Linked DNA regions of Homo sapiens: region 2 is linked to region 1. Evidence: chromatin contacts called from ENCODE Hi-C or POLR2A ChIA-PET data. All regions are on one chromosome and are shown on one strand. The core of a region is the stretch at or near the end of the contact, and the rest is flanking DNA. Distances in the headings are between cores, read along the strand shown. Region 1 overlaps LOC101929380 (a long non-coding RNA gene). Region 2 overlaps RASA1 (RAS p21 protein activator 1).

Region 1 (2,700 bases), core at 77-2,576:
AACATATAATTAAAAGGAAGGTTTATGGTTCCAACACTATTACAGTAGCAGAGAAAAATGTCCTACCATAAGGCTAAGAACTAGGAATTGGCTTTGATTTGAACAATGATAATTATTACAGCCAACATCTACAAATAATACAGGCTATACTTATAGCTTACTGTTACTTACATGAATTATTACAACGAACATTTTTTAAACATTGACATTGCCAAGCATCATGCATTTCATATAAATCAACTTTAATCTTTACACTAAGCACCCCCTACAGGGAAGTATTATTTTCCTATTTTACTAATGAGAAAACTGAGACTAAGGGAGGTGAAGTGACCTGACCAAGACGGTATTTAGGATGTGCATTTTGAATCTCTGTATCATTTGTCCCCCAAAACGCCAAACTTACTAATTTCTATTCAGCCTCCCAGGCTCACAGAACCAAGCCCAGAAGTCAGAGTATAAGGTCTGTAGCACAGTATATAATTCAGCTAACTGGAGCAAATAAATGACTTGAATTTTAAAAAAAAAAATTAGGATCTGAGCTAGATAGAGGTTAGCTCTTTTCTTGGCTTTCTACTTTAACTTTGCTTCACATTCATCCAAAAGAGAAATGGGACTGAAAGCACAGATAATCATAACTAAGCCCTTAGTCATTGTTATTTTATTATTAATGTACTTGGAGGAAAATAAACTTCCTAACCTTCTCTTGAATTCTCTGAGTTAGCCAAACAATCCCAGATAATCCTTTTCTATGACCAATGGGCTAAAATTTAAAAAAAAAGAAAATAATTATAATAGCAACTATAAACCAGATTTAAACCCATCGTAACTGAGTATAACAAGTCTCCCAAATTCCACTTTTCCTCATACCTACCTTAGCACACTTGCTTTGCTAGTCCAGCTATAATTGAAGAACAATTAACGTTAGCATCACATAATATATAAAAGGGAAAGAGACTACTTTTTCCACAGCCAGTGCCTTTTGGAGGTGATCCTCATACAAATTGTGTATTTTGGGTGATTTATACTTGCAATATTTTTCTTAAATATAAATAAAAGCACTCATATAGACAAATAAGCAGAAATAGTTCTCATTGAATTTTCATATTCTAGATTTTTTTAATTAAATGGTGATGAAAGGCTGGTATTTAGATTTGGCAAACAGACACCTAAAGGAAATTTTAAAATTTGGCAGCAGACTGCCATGGTATTCATTTATGATAGTAATTTTGAAATCGACAGGCCTTATTCTGTAGACAGCCTTTGATAGAGCTGTTTCAAAATGAGTGAGATTTATTTAAATCATTTCCTCCACCTCAAGAACTTGAGCTTGACAGACATGGACTAAACTAATCTAACCTGTTTTTCAATATCTGGATCTACTGGGAAGCCAGCCAACCAAGAAGAAATAAAAACTCTCTAATGTGGTAGAAACAAAATCACATATAGCATAGCTAGATGAAAAAAAAAATGTAGTTGGGAAACCCACATTGATCTCAGTCGAAAGTGGACTGAATTTGTATGAATACCTGTACCAAAAATCAATCTTTGACTAAAAATGTAGAAGAGAAAAGTACAGTTAAATATGTGAATGGAAAATGGGCTTACTTTACATTGTATAGTGAGTCTTTCAGAGGCACAACCTGACTGAATGCCAAAATTATCAGGGGGAATTTCTGGCAAATATTTTGCCATCCCATACCTGGAGGCTGTGATGGGACTGCCTCAGGATTAGGCTTGGAACATAGAGGATTCCTTTAAAAACAAAACTAAACAAAAAAACATGGAGGTATGGGGGCAGAAATAGTCCCAATAGTGCCAGTTCACCAATATAGGTGCACTCTGATTAGAAAGAACAGTAAGAAAGACAGAAGTTAGACCCACCCTAGAAACCTCAGATTGGGATGACTGTTGGGGCCTCAGAGTTCTCTGGGTAGACTGGAGAATCAAGCAGAAATTGGCTACTTAGAAGAGACCAAGGAGAAGGAAAAGTCATAAAAAGAGAGAGGGAATACACAAATAATAAATTTAGCTGACTTGATCACTGTGCCTCTGGAGAGACTCACCTGAAAATCAAAGGCACAAAATCTAATTGGCCTGAAGACATATTTCCAGCCAGTAAAATTTATCTTAATCTTACCCTCACCTTCATCTTTATTAACATTATAATTATATTCTGCAGTTTATTCCTAAAAAATATCTTAGAGATTATCTAGCTCAAACTGTTCAATTAGAGGATATGAAAACTGAAACCAGAATCATTTAGTGATGGGCCCAAGGTTAGCTAATAAGTTAGTTGCCAGAATCTCCTTCAGACAACTAGGTCAAGTTTCTTATTATTCTATGCCAATGTTTGCCAATCCTCAGTCATTTCTGTCTCCTCTTCACTTTTTGCCTCGTCTTAGTATCACCAATACTATCATCTTTTTCTGAAATTGATTCAGTTTTTACTTAATACATTTACATAAAGAAAAATAATTTTTATTATACTTTAAATTCTGGGATACATGTGCAGAACATGCAGGTTTGTTACATAGGTATACATGTGCCATGGTGGTTTGCTGCACCTGTCAACCATCTACATTAGGTATTTCTCTGAATGCTATCCCTCCCTTTGCCCCCACCCAGCAACAGGCCCTGGTGTGTGATCTTCCCCTCCCTGTGTCCATGTGTTCTCATTGTTCAACTCCCACTTATAAGTGA
Region 2 (2,881 bases), core at 372-2,871, 130 kb after region 1:
ACCAAATCTTGATCCATAGAAGTAAAACATACTGAGTAGAGGTGGGAAAAGTTGAGGAAATGGTGTGATACAGTCCATACTCATAGTCATATAGTTATTTAGTGAAAGAGCTAGGATTAGGACTCCTAATTCCTAGATTAGTATTCTGTATTCTACAGTAAAAGAGATATTTACTCCATATAGGCAAACAGTATTCGTACTGAAGCATCTTACTATGATAGTTTTCCTATAAAATTTGTTAGTTACAACTTTTAGTTTGGGTTTCCCTCTCCTTGCTGTACCACCATCTTCTCCATCCTGATTACTTCAAGAAATTGCACTATAGTTGAACTTTTCTTGAGCTCTTGGAATTCTGGATCAAATTTAACAAGATAACCTTTAAAGAAAAGTGAAAATTACTCAATGTATACAGAAAAATAATAATAACAACCCAAACCAGAATAAGGAGACATGACCTCACATCAGTACAAGGGATCAAGGAAAAAGTTAGCAACTCAGTATGAGTGAATAATGTGATGTGGTTGCTAAAAATGAATATAGTAACATTATAAATTAATAGTGGAGTAATTCCACGTCATTTATAAACAATTTTCACTCCAATATGTAGAATAACTTTCATGATGGGCTTTATTAGAGGGTAGTGAATTCTTTGTAGATTGAAAAACCATTTGGACATTGTCTAGTCTGTGAAGATGTTTCGGGCATTCAGTTAGTGGTTAGATTTAAGGAATTTCTCCTTCTAAAATTCTAATTACAGTTCCCCAAACACATTTATACTTTCATGTATTAACTCTAGAATGTATGCTCTCTGAGGGGAGGGATTTTTGTCTCTGATTCACTGATGTATTACCATTGCCTAGAATAGTGTCTGGCATTAGTAGGCATTCAGAAAATGTTTGTTGAGTAAATGAATGTTTCTATGTTTATAGTTTTCCCTCTTCCTTGACATTCTTGCCCTGATAGATTGCCTTGTAAAATTTGATTCATCTTTATGAGCTCAGTTCATATGTCATCCCTGTTTCACAGAGGATTTATGCCTTTCTGGAGTCTCTTAGGCAAAATTGTTTCCTTCTGTATTTCCATAGCACCTTGCTAATTCTGCATTCTGTTACACTGTCTAAAATTAATAATTGTGTAAAACTCTTCTACAAGAGATTAACTCCTTTTGGGCAGTGACACAATGATAATGCTATTCATTTTTATAGTTTTTTTTTTTAAGCCTACTCCCTTGGATATAGTAACATTCAGTGAGTGTTTGATTTTAGTTTGATTAGGTATTTAATGAGTGAGGACCAAATTGTGAGAAGTAAATCCACATGTAGTTAGACCATTTTTCTCCATAATAGTGGAATGAGTAACACTATTGTATCTTAAATCAGAGGAATATAGAATAAAATAAAGTTCAAAACATAGTAAAAGGGGGATGTCTTTTATATTGAAAGTAGAAGTTGATGTTCACTTTTTACGGGCTCAGAATGTCTTACTGAAGAGGTAGCATTTGAGATAGTTCCTTCCCAGATTGGTTAGGTATTTATCTAACAAGTAGAAAGCAAAAAGTGGAAAGTACATTCTAAGAACAAAAAGTACAAGCTACAGTGGTGGGAGATTGGCAAATAGGAAGTTATGTGTGACCATGGTATAGGAACCAAAAAACAATTGGTAGTATGAGACAGGAAATGTAGACTTGAGTCCTGTGGTAAACGACTTCAGTTGCAGAATGAGAAATTTGTAGGCAGTAGAGAGGTGTTTTTTTTTTGTTTGGTTTTTCTTAATGTAGGGCACAGCTGCTGTTGAAACTGATGTATCCAGATTAGAGTGGTGGAGTAGGACATAATTATATTAGTTGGGCTGTTGTTTAAGAAAAGTCGATAAGAGGGCCTGAGTTAGGGTAATGGCAACAAGAAAAGATTAAGAGAGGTTTGGAAAGATATTTACTGAACAGAAACATCTTTTTTTATATAAACATAAATAAGGATAGTGTGGGGATATGTTTGCAGATACGATTTTCATGAATTTTAATAAAAATTGATTAATAGTTAATTATATAAAATACTGTCTTAATGTCTTCCCTTTAGGGCCGGGAAGAAGATCCACATGAAGGAAAAATGTGAGTTTGTGTTAATTATTAAAATGAAAAAAAAAATCTATATTGTAAATTTACTAATTGGAAAACTTTGGCCAAAAAAATTGTTTTTTAAGGTTTTGGACTGACTTAACTTTTAAATTTGGCTTAGGGAACTGATTTCTAAATATTTTCTTAAGGATCTAGTGATAAAGTCTTGTTTTTAAATAAAAGGTAGCTGATAACTAAATATAACTCTTTTTATCACCACACTGAAGACTTTGAATAAACACTACATTTATAACATTATGAATGTCACAATTTGGCACATTTTAAAATTATTCATAGTATTTCTTGGTTATTCATAGTATTTCTTGTTTTATAGCCACATCTTTTATCCCCCCAAAATAACGGTTCTTCACAATTTTAATAAGATTCAGCAAGGTCTTTTTTTTTCATAATCTTCAGACTGATTTTATGTATATGTAAGTTTTCTTTTGAAGATCTGAACCATTAATCCCAATTCTCTCTTACTCACATTTTAATAGACTATTCATCTCCTAATATCTTTTCAGTACAACATTTTTTCTTATCTTTCAGCATTTAGGGATGGAACTTGAGGCTTGCCTCAAGTGTTTGCTTTTTCTGTTTTCTAACCATTAGAATATAAAAACATTCAACTGACTACTCCATTTGCAGTCACCTTGTTTAATGCTTCACCCTTCTGTAAGTGGAATATGTAAGATATATTCTGAGTTCATTTTTATTGTTTCTTGTAGCTACAAAATAGATTCCATTAGTGAGACTGTACCCTGCTGT

Evidence for each region. A loop is a pair of places that touch in the nucleus more often than their neighbours do. ChIA-PET counts read pairs that join two places held with the same protein, here RNA polymerase II (POLR2A). Pooled maps may share reads with other maps.
Region 2: a loop to region 1 is called in a map with no recorded cell type, with 4 times the contacts of the local background. The contact joins two enhancer-like sites. A Hi-C loop is called at or near these places in 1 of 37 single-sample maps with no recorded cell type and 2 of 50 pooled maps. POLR2A ChIA-PET finds 5 or more read pairs at or near these places in 2 of 52 experiments (activated CD8-positive, alpha-beta memory T cell and activated T-cell).

The regions. Positions count from the first base shown.
Region 1 is chr5:87,209,610-87,212,309 of GRCh38, forward strand. The region is part of intron 2 of LOC101929380 (a long non-coding RNA gene); the gene reads left to right. Among named protein-coding and RNA genes, the nearest start is that of LINC01949, 28 kb to the right of the region's middle. Within about 2 kb of position 1,327, at least 2 of the 41 ENCODE cell types and tissues checked have a DNase peak (open chromatin) inside an H3K27ac peak, as active enhancers do.
Region 2 is chr5:87,339,215-87,342,095 of GRCh38, forward strand. It overlaps RASA1 (RAS p21 protein activator 1), which reads left to right. Exons shown (of 25, transcript NM_002890.3): 6 at 2,076-2,107. It also overlaps a transcript of CCNH not described here. Among named protein-coding and RNA genes, the nearest start is that of CCNH, 72 kb to the right of the region's middle. Within about 2 kb of position 1,622, at least 4 of the 41 ENCODE cell types and tissues checked have a DNase peak (open chromatin) inside an H3K27ac peak, as active enhancers do.